Regions from separate parts of the Homo sapiens genome. Here all the other regions are linked to region 1. The links are chromatin contacts, found by Hi-C in ENCODE. All regions are on one chromosome and are shown on one strand. Each heading gives the region's core, a stretch centred on a gene start or an enhancer-like site at or near the end of the contact. The rest is flanking DNA. Distances are from core to core; before and after follow the strand shown. Region 1 holds the start of GMPR (guanosine monophosphate reductase). Region 2 overlaps ATXN1 (ataxin 1). Region 3 overlaps ATXN1 (ataxin 1).

Region 1 (3,486 bases), core at 578-3,077:
TAGAGGTGTGCACAACTGCCCTGGCTGATTTTTTAAATTTTTGTAGAGCTGAGGTCTTGCTTTGTTGCCTAGGCTGGCCTCGAACTCCTGGCCTCAAGCAATCCTTCCACCTCAGGTTCCTAAAGTGCTGGGATTACAGGTGTGAGCTACTGTGCCTGGCCCTATTACATTAATGTTCAATATTTTACCTTCTCAACATGTTTTCTGGTTCAGAAAATAGGTATATCTTTGTTTTGAACATCCAATTTTCTGAAAAATGAGTTTCTCTCTTCTAAATACATTTTGAATATTTAAAGAATATTGAGGCCACCAAATTATTAGCACATCCAGAATCCCCCTATTTCATCTTGGTCTTGCCTTAGGAATTGGCTACAGCTCATGCTTCCAGAGGCCCAGGCCTGCCCTCCAAACTGTTTTTGTTCCAAGAGAGGCCCCCTCTTTAGCACCTGAAAGGTCATGAGGGACAGGCACAGGGTCACCCAATCTGGGGCGATAAGTTTTAATCATTCCTCCCCTACGTCCTCCAGTCCTGCCGGGCTCCAAACCAGCCAATGCTGCTGCTTACAGAAGGCCACTTGGTTTAGTCATTGGCTAACGCGGAGGCTTCCCCAATCCAAGCAAGCCCTCGGCTGGCAGCCCCAGGCACTGCAGTTAGGCCTGGCACCGGAGTGGGCAGCGGACTTCTTTGCTGAGGGGATTTATTTATGGTCTTGTTTGTGGAGCTGAGTGGACGGAGCTGTGCAGGTTGGCCCAGCCTCCTCGTGTTTACTCCTTCAGCCCCAGCCTTCAACCGTGTCCGGTTTCCTCACCTTCCTCTCCAGCTCTCAGCAAAGCCAGTCACCAGCGCACACCACCCCGGGGCACTCTGCCTTTCAGGCAACTAGTTTATCCTTCAGGGACTGGCCTCCCTTCCCCCAGCCTCAGGCTATTTCCAGTCCGGTCTCCACCTGTTCCTTAGGATTTGAGGACATCCAGGCAGAACCAGGGAAATGCCCGAGGCTTCCAATTCGCCCCCACCTCTCTCACCCCAAAGCTTTCGAAACTCTTCTCCAGGGCTAGGCTGGGACCGCGGGCTGTCCAGTACCGCTGAGTCCCCAAGCCCCACTGCCAGCAAGGCCGCCAAACTCAGAAAGGAAACCCTGAACTTGTGCCCTGGGTTCTGGTTTTTCAGACGCGTTCACGAAGTTCCACCGCTGGACCCGAAGCGAAAGCAGCAGCAATTATCAGCACTAGGAGACGCAGCCAAAAATCACCGGGATCTGCAGTTGTTTTTCTCGTCCTCTCTCCCCTAGCTCCAGTTTCCTTTTCTTGCTATAAGCGCCCTCGTACCCCTATTCCTTCTAAACCAACTGGCCACTGGATCTCGCTCATCTGTGGTCGAGTTTCACTGTGAACTTCCCCTAGGCCACCCAACGGGACCGACGTGTAGAGAATTTCATGGGCCCCCGTATCACCGCCCTTAAAGACACCTCACGTCCTGGCAGGTGCTGGGGCGCGGGAACGGGGGCGCAGCGCCCCAGTCTCAAACACCAAAGCAGGCAGGGTAACCCGGTGCCACCCCCTTCCACCCACTTGCCCCGCGCCACCCGGAAAAAAAAATCCCACCCCACTGCGACTTCCGAACGTCCCCCACCTCGGCTCGGCTCTTGAGGCTGCTCCGCTTAGGTCGGAGCAGGACATCCTTGAAGTCGAGCTTGAGGTCCGCATCTATGCGGGGCATGGTGCAGCGGCTCCTGGCTGCGGCGGCGGCGACGGCGGGGCGGGGGCGCCTGCGCGGGGCGGCGCGGGGAGCGCCGGGGCTGCTGTGCCGCGGCCGGGAGCTGGCGTGGGCCGGGTGCGCACGCCGCGGTCTTAAACACGCCCCGCCGACCCGCGGTCACGCTTGGCCCGCCCCGGGCACCGCCTCCGCCTCAGGCAGGGGTTGAGAGGCAGACTGGTTAGGGACAGATTGGCGGCGAAGCCCTTCCTCCTCGCGCCGCCGCCCCCGTCCTTCCCCCTCAGGTGTACAGCCCGTGGCAGTGACCGAATGGGGACGGGGGAGGGAAATGCGCACCGTTCTGTTTGTCCCCAGGGTCCCCGATGGAGAGGGGACTTAGCGTGTGGCTGCCTTATCCAAGGGAAAAGTCGCTCCCTGAGAGCTTTTACTTTTTTTTTTTTTTTTTTGAGACAGTCTCACTGTCGCTCAGGCTGGAGTGAGTGGCGCTATCGCCGCTCATCGCAGCCTCGACTTCCTGGGCTCAAACGATTCTCATGCCTCAGCCTCCTCGAGTACAGGCGCACGCCGCCACACCCAGCTTATTTTAAAAATTATTTCCTAGAGGCGGGGTTTCACCATATTGCCCAAGCTGGTCTCGAGCCCCTGACCTCAAGTGATCCGCCTGCCTCGGCCTCCCAAAGTGCTGGGATTACAGGCGTGAGCCACCGTGCCCGGCGGATTCTCCTTTTTTAAAATTCAAGCCCGGTGTGCTCACCCAGTGTTGAGGAGCACGTCTCTCACTTGCCAAAGAACCAGAAACCCCAGGGAGGTTGTATAGAATTAAGGAAAAGAACGTGGGCAGTTAACTGTTTAGCTGTACTGGGATTGTGGAGGCCATGATTCCCTTTGGACTTGTTGTTAAGAGACAAGGTCTCACTGTGTTGCCCAGGCTGGTCTTGAACTACTGGGTTCAAGCAATCCTCCCGCCTCAGCTTCCCAGTGTTGGGACTACTGGCGTGAGCCACTGCGCCCAGCCTGGATTTCAGGATTTTTGTTTAAGAAAAACAGTGAGGTCTGTAGTCGACGCAGATCCTGAGATTTGAGGAGCCTGAGTCCCCTCTGAGGGTTACCAGTGATGTGAGTTCGAGGGGTTACCAGTGATGTGAGTTCATTGATTCACTTATTGACCTTACCGACCTTTTATTATACATTTGAAATGTGCTGCCGGGCTTCATGCATCATCTCATTCACTCTCAGAACAACCCAATGAAGAAAGAGCCATTTCACAGATAAGGAAAAACGAGGCTTCTATAAATGAAATAACTTGCCTAAGGCCGCAGAAAAATTCAATATAAATTTCTCAGTCCTTAAAACTTGCTACAACTATTCACTGAAGCTGCTTTTGTCCTGGAACATCTCTGCCTGAGTTTGAAACCTGGTTCCACCACTGTCTAGCTAGGTGACCTTAGGGGAGTCAATTTCTCTAAGTCTCAGTTTTCTCATAAAAGGGGTGGGGGCAGGAGGGGGGGTTAACCCTATCTCCTCCCTGGTTTTTGTGAGAATTAAAGTGTGTGTGTTTATGTAAGCACAATGTCTGTCCCATAGTAGTTGCTCAATGCATGGTAGTTACAGATTTGTAGTCACATGTTACATTATGTGCATTGTGTTTGTATTTTCAAACTAGAATGCTAACTGCACAAAGGCAAGAATCATCTTTCATTCTCTTCCATTTTTCTGCAGCCTCGAACTGAGCTAGCAACTGTTCTCCTTGAGCTAGCATGTGATAAGGC
Region 2 (3,486 bases), core at 660-3,159, 350 kb before region 1:
TATATTAGTCTATTGAGAACCTTTATATATATATATATATATATATGCACACACACATATACACGTACATACATACATATATATAATTTTTTGCTTCACAGAATGGAATATTATACAGCAGTGAATATGAAGGAACTATAGTAGCTACCTGTAACAACATGGCTAAATCTTAGAAACAATATTGTGTGAAAAAAACTAGTCACAAAAGACTATATACAGTATGATAGTATTATAAAGTTTAAAATCAAGCACAATTAAACTATGTATTTTAGAGAGTGATAGATAGAAAATTTAAGATAGTGGTTACCCCTGGAGAGAAGGCAGGAGGATGGCTTAGGGAAATAGCAAATAGGTAGATGGATCAAAATACCCCTAAATGTCTAGTTCTCAAATAGGGTGGTCGGTGTATGCCTGTTCATTTTATTCTTATGCTTCACAGGTTACGTACATGTTAGTGCATTCTTTTGTGGGTTACAAACATTGCATGATAGAAATATTTTTAAAGTGATAGCATGTCAGAATTATGGCTTGTTTTTTCCATCTCTATTTCCTAACATTCTCTTTCCATAGTCCCCAGGGAGGGGGCTTGAGATCACACAGGAGTAATTAGAAGGTCTGCTTCTGACAGTGTCGCTCCTTGAGTGGTGGAGGTTTTAGGGGGAGGCTGACAGTAACTACTGAGTGGAATTGAGAGGTGAAGCCAGCTGGACTTCCTGGGTCGAGTGGGGACTTGGAGAACTTTTCTGTCTTCCAAGGGTATTATAAAATGCAGCAGTCAGTGCTCTGTAGCTAGCAAGAGGTTTGTAAAATGCACCAATCAGTGCTCTGTAAAAATGCACCAGTCAGTGCTCTGTAGCTAGCAAGAGATTTGTAAAATGCACCAATCAGTACTTTGTAAAATGGACCAATCAGCAGGGTTCTAAAAGTAACCAATCATGGGGAGGATTGAGAAAAGGGCGTTCTGATAGGACAGAAACAGGACATGGACGGGAAAAATAATGGAATAAAAGCTGCCCCCCCCAACCCCCCACCCCCACCCGCACCAGCCACCAGTGCAACCTGCTCAGATTCTTTTCCAGCTGTGGAAGCTTTGTTCTTTCACTCTTTATGATAAATCTTGCTGCTGTTCAGTCTTTTGGGTCTGTGCCATCTTTAAGAGCTGTAACAGTCACCGCAAAGGTTAGCGGCTCCATTCTTGAAGTCAGCGAGACCACGAACCCACCAGAAGGAACCAACTCCAGACACAGAATCAGCTAGGAGACGTGGGTGCTTTCTGTATAGTGCTTCCTACCAAAAGCCTAGAAAATCTTGGGGCGTGGAGAAAAGAAAATCCATCAAGTAAAGGCTTGATCACCTCTTGGAAAACCCATATTCATTGTCCCAACAGTGACTAATACGTCTAACTGTGGGCCTGGGTAGGATATTATGAGAAACCTGTTCTTTTGGTGCCCACCTTTCTTTTCTGAGCAACACGTGGTCTTCTGAGTGAGGCAGGAGTCCGGCATATGCGTGATGATGTAATATGTTAGGCAGCCAGGCCCTCACCTTTTCAAAGGTTCGATCTTGAAAAATCAAAGGTGGATATGTGAGAAATAAGCCCATATAGGAATAAGAATGACAATGGAAGTGGAAAATGTAAGTTGGGACTGATGTTCTGCTGCTTTGAGTACTGAAATTCTCTGCTGCTCGGATTCATCATCACTGAAGTGCTGGCCAGTACTGGGAGGGGGGCAGAGCTCTCCCGGGAGTCGTCGCTTATTCTGAAACAGCTGAGCAGAATAATGAGTGACAGGCTGGTGGTGGGGAGGTTGAGTCTTACTCCGGATTTCCATTAAATGAGTGCATGGAATCAATAGCTAACTGAACATTTGTCTTTAGAACACCCAGGGGCCCCTGGGGAATTTGGTATTTTCAGTCTAATTCTCAGACAGGAAAATGCGCAGCATGACTATTTTTTAAAATAGTTTCAACATCTTTTATGTAATGCTGATGCATCTGGAAGTGAAAACGCTAAGAGTTTCATTTCACTAAAAAATGGATTTTTTTTGGCTTTAACCTTTAAGTTGAAATCACAATTAGTGGCCTTTTCACCATAGTCATAAGAGTATCAAAGTGTGTGTATTCACCCACACATCAAACCAGTGTTTACTGAGAGTATATTCTGTGCAAAGAATTGTGCAGTTTGTTATGAAAAATACAGAGACCTCGCTGGGGCCCCTAAGGAGCTCATAGTCTAGAAAGGGAGACAGATCATTACACGGCAGGGAAAATACAATATGTATGGGAGCATGTCACAAAGGAAGTGACATCGAGCTGAATCTTAAAGGAAGAGCAATGCTTGAATGAATGAGGACATCCCTGATTGAAGGACCAGCATAATGAACAAAGAATTTTGCCTTATATTACTAAGATTCCATCAGATGTTATGACGCAAACATAAGCATCATGGTAATGAAATTAATAGTAAATTTAAATAAAAATGATCAAATTAAGACTTTTTTGGTTTTGTCTATTCTACCTTCTCATTTTAATTATGTTGCAAAGAACCATATACTTAGGGTAAACTGGTCAATAGCTGTGGCCATGGAATAGAATTATAATTCAATTTAAAAGGAGTTTAATAGTCTCATGGTAAATGAATAGGTTACAGCTGGGCACTGTGGCTCACACCTGTAGTCCCAGTTCTTTGGGAGGCCTAGGTGGGAAGATTGCTGGAGACCAGTAGTTTGAGTCCAGCCTGGGCGACATAGCAAGACCCTGTCTCTACTAAAAAATTAAAAAAATAGTTGGGCGCAGTGGCTCACGCCTGTAATCACAGCACTTTGGGAGACCACATGCTGGTCGAGACCATCCTGGCCAACATGGAGAAACCCCATCTCTACTAAAAATACAAAATTAGCTGGACGTGGTGGTGCATGCCTGTAATCCCAGCTACTCAGGAGGCTGAGGCAGGATAATTGCTTGAACCTGGAAGGCGGAGGTTATGGTGAGTGGAGATTGCGCCATTGCACTCCAGCCTGGGCAACAGGAGTGAAACTATGTTTCAAAAAAAAAAAAAAATTAAAAAATTAGCCAGGCATGGTGGCGTGTGCCTGTAGTCCCAGCTACCCAGGAGGCTGAGGTGAGAGGACCACCTGAGCCCGAGAGGTTGAGGCTGAAGTGAGCTGTCATCACACCACTGCACTCCAACCTGGGAAACAGAGTGAGAACTTGTCTCAAAGAAAAAAAAAAAAGAATGTTATGAATTTAGTATTTTTATACTTCCCCTACAACTCTAGTATCTCTGAGGAAAAGCCTCAATCAGAAAAATGATTTGCTTTGGGGTTTTATCTTTTATCAGTGATAAATGTGAATTGAGAATAGAAATCTCAAAATGCAATAATGATAGTACTTTATATTTCAGTAGGACTTAATATATAAAACTCTAATATGCATTATTTAAATTTGGCCAATATGCAAGAGAAAAGCAACATAGGGCAGAATTAT
Region 3 (3,486 bases), core at 465-2,964, 270 kb before region 1:
TAAAGTCACTGTCTCCCTCCCTCCCATGCCCTAGGCTACCCTTGCTGGTCAGAACCTCCTGCTTACTCTGGTGGACAGACACCTGAGTTGCTGCTCTTGATGAAGTTTCTCCCACTTCTTCAAACCAGCAAGGCATAGGACCCCACTTGGCTTGGAAGACACGTGACGCTCTTGATCATTTCAGTCCCTTTTACATCCCCATAATATCACCGTGGCCTGTTAGATTGATTTGTGAGTAAGATTCCTTGCAAATAGCAAGATGATCGGAAGCCTCTATCTTTTCCGGGGGAGGTGCATATTTAAACAGACAGCCTAAGCTATTTATAGATTGTAATGTATTGTGTTACAGGGAAAAGGTGGAAGTCAACAGTAATGTTCTGTTCCCCATTTCCTATAGTTTCAAGCATATTTTCTTGCTAGTCCTAGAGACTTTAAACATTTAGAATCTCCAGTGATATCTATATTCTTTTGATGTACTTTGTGTAGAAACTCAAGCACGAGCAGGCTTCAGAGTCAGCTAACCAAAGAATCTTGGGGCTTTTGATCACTTTCCATTAGCACAAACAGTGATCTCTGCCCTGTTGTATATTGTTTGAAAGGACATTTGCTGTTTAATGAAGATAAACATGTTGCTGGGTTTTTAATATGTCTTCTCAACTCAGGAGCTGAAAAATGCATACATGAGATTAGTTCTGTTGGCGTAGAAGGGATTCTGCGTGCCCCAAACATTTTCCTAGCCGTTGGCTGAACTTTTGAAATGTGCTTTGCACTGCAAGAACAGATACTGAACAGATATTTTACTTAGAAAGCCTTCTGTTTCAATGGTGATTCCCAGGGGCCACTCAACCACATCTTACTAAATAATATTTGGTCAAAAGAGAAACGTGAGTGCAAGAAGGACACATGATCACAGCCACTAACAAATTCCTAGAAAGTGCTGCTTGTTGTCATTTCTGGTTAGGAGGTGATGGTGATGGCAGGTAGAGGGTCTAAGCCATTCTCCTGTCTCTCTTTTAAAGTACATTCTTCTGTTGCTGTAGCTCCTGGCATTGGCTGTCACCCTCACTTGCAGGAGGGAGGGAATGACTGTTTGTTGCTGTTGGTGTCTGAAAATCTGTGGGCAGAACTTTTAGAAAAAGCAGACCACAGAGCCTGCTATATATTTTGTTCAGCCCATTCTATTTCTCTTCACTTTTTAACCGATTGCGACAAAAAAAGGGGCCTGCCTTCTAAACTTGTCTTTATCTTTAAAAGAGAATACCTTTTATAAATGCTTAGAACTTGGAGATGCTGTTGTTTTTATTTAGTATTTGAAAAGCTAAGTATGCTGACACTGTCCTGGGAGTGCAGGCCCCTCATTGAGAGAGAACAGTAAACACAGCAATGACTTTGCTTTTAATTTGAAATGCGTTACTCTTCTTAGAGCTGAGGGGTGATTTGAGATGTTCCTGTTTTCACATTCAGCTATTTCCTGGTTCTGTGATCATAATAAATTCCATAGCTCCAAAACATTAGAGCAAATTGTGTCTTCTGTAGGAGTTATTTACGGATACTCAAACAAATGGTGCTTTCTGAGGAAGAAGAACTGTGTATGAAAACTATGTGGTAAAGCCTTTCATATCTGCCGTGGTGGCAGAACTTCTGAGGAGCTGGCTTTGAGGGTAATGATATCTTTATCACCCTGACGCTGAATGGAGGCGGGGAGGCCTTTGTGTGTTCTGTTGCCAACTAACACCTGGCTGCCTCAGGGCATCCTGCCTGGTAATTGAACCCATGAGTATGTACAAAGATTAGAGGGACCGTTTGAGGAGAAAGATGGGGGCTGGAGAGGCAAGGTTAGTCTTGCCATTATAAGCTTAGGTGCAGAAGGAAGCCAAGCTACCTGGAAGGCCACCTCGTGGCAAAGACACCCACTAAGGCAGGGCGGTGGCCTGGGACTGACCATCAATCACTTCCCGCTCATTCTCCTCAGAACTGAGGACTGTTGTCTTCAGTCTTCCCCAGCCTCGCTTATCTTCCTCCTGCTTCCTGAAGGAAATATCCTTTTGCAATGGGTGGACTATCAACTTGAATTTTTAGCAAGCAGGCTGGAGAAGTTTTTGGAAGTTTTGGAGACATGGCTGGTCTTGAATTCCTGGGCTCAAGCAATCCTCTCACTTTGGCTTCCCAAAGTGCTAGGATTACAGGTATGAGAAGTTTTTGGAGGTTTCGGACTTGTTGCTAGGTTGATTCTGAGGGAGAAAAGACCTCTGTTATTCAGAAGGTTGTGGACTTCTGAAGAATGGAAATCGGGCACCCTGAAGGAAACATATGTCAATCCTAGTCCTGGAGCTAGCATGGCTCAAGTTTATTCCCTTAAATGTCTATTGTGTTAAAACATAAAAAGAGTTTAGATATACTTCCACATCTTTGCAGTTGTTAGCTCTCTGGACATTTATAAAGGGAAAGGAAGAGTGAAGCAGAGCCCCATTAATTCCCATGCATGGTGTCTGCTGTTTGAATCCTGGAAATCAGGATGATTTTATTCACATGTTAATGCCCTCTAGTGGCTAGTGAGGTGCCCTCTAAGCAGGACTTTCCCCAGCTTCCACCCCTTCCTCTCCCTAACTAAATTAAGCACCCACTTTACAGTAGTTGAGTATGTGTCATATCAAGTCTGTATTTTCTTACTAAGATTCATCTACCACGTGGGAAAAAAAAAATCAAAAGCTTTGTTACAGTTCAAAGAACGTAGTGCTGTTGCTACATCAAGTGAGGATAAATCTTCCATCTGTAGCAATCTGTATTATAAGTCTACTGGATGTGACAGAAAACTCTTTAAAACTTTGATGCACATATTTTCACAGCCAACCGATTTCATTAAAGTGGGAGAAGTGTACTATTGGCAAGCAGTTTTTCTGCTGACTTCCCACCCTTAAATAGACAAGCTTTATAAAAAGACAAAATCTTCCCAGATCTATTTGGTTGGCCAAGGTGACATTTGTCTTCCTCCCTCAGAAGGTTGGTAAAATTAACCTTCTGCTTTCTGTATACCTTTACTGTATTTTTATTTCTATTTATTTATTTATTTATGAGACAGGGCCTCACTCTGTCACCCAGGCTGGAGTGCAGTGGTGCACTCACAGCTCATTGCAGCCTCAACCTCCTGGGGTTCAAGCAGTCCTCCCACCTTAGCCTCCCAAGTAGCTTGGGACTACAGGTGTGTGCCACCATGCCCAGCTAATTTTTGTATTTTTGGTAGAGATGGGGTTTCACTGTGCTCCTCTGGTTGGTCTTGAACTCCTGGACTCAAGTGATTCTCCCACCTCTGCCTCCCACAGTGCTAGGTATAAGCCACTGTGCCTGGCCCTAGTTTTATATAGGTAAAGCATTAGTCACTCACAATGATCTTTGAATGAGTTATGTAAGTTATGTTTGGTTTCTCCTACTTTGTTTTCCTAGTCAGTTCAACCAGTCAAGTATGAGATGAGTGGCTGCTGTGAGCTT

What was found. A loop is a pair of places that touch in the nucleus more often than their neighbours do. Pooled maps may share reads with other maps.
Region 2: a map with no recorded cell type shows a loop between it and region 1 (6-fold over the local background). The contact joins the enhancer-like site here to the promoter of GMPR in region 1. A Hi-C loop is called at or near these places in 7 of 37 single-sample maps with no recorded cell type and 4 of 50 pooled maps.
Region 3: a pooled map shows a loop between it and region 1 (4-fold over the local background). The contact joins the enhancer-like site here to the promoter of GMPR in region 1. A Hi-C loop is called at or near these places in 8 of 37 single-sample maps with no recorded cell type and 5 of 50 pooled maps.

What each region holds. Positions count from the first base shown.
Region 1 is chr6:16,236,928-16,240,413 of GRCh38, reverse strand. It overlaps GMPR (guanosine monophosphate reductase), which reads right to left and starts at 1,827. Exons shown (of 9, transcript NM_006877.4): 1 at 1,634-1,827. The coding sequence starts at 1,720. RefSeq lists silencers at 1,725-1,824, 1,945-2,044.
Region 2 is chr6:16,590,419-16,593,904 of GRCh38, reverse strand. The region is part of intron 3 of ATXN1 (ataxin 1); the gene reads left to right. Among named protein-coding and RNA genes, the nearest start is that of ATXN1-AS1, 170 kb to the left of the region's middle. Within about 2 kb of position 1,909, at least 4 of the 41 ENCODE cell types and tissues checked have a DNase peak (open chromatin) inside an H3K27ac peak, as active enhancers do.
Region 3 is chr6:16,510,324-16,513,809 of GRCh38, reverse strand. All of the region lies in intron 5 of ATXN1 (ataxin 1), which reads left to right. Among named protein-coding and RNA genes, the nearest start is that of ATXN1-AS1, 250 kb to the left of the region's middle. Within about 2 kb of position 1,714, at least 7 of the 41 ENCODE cell types and tissues checked have a DNase peak (open chromatin) inside an H3K27ac peak, as active enhancers do.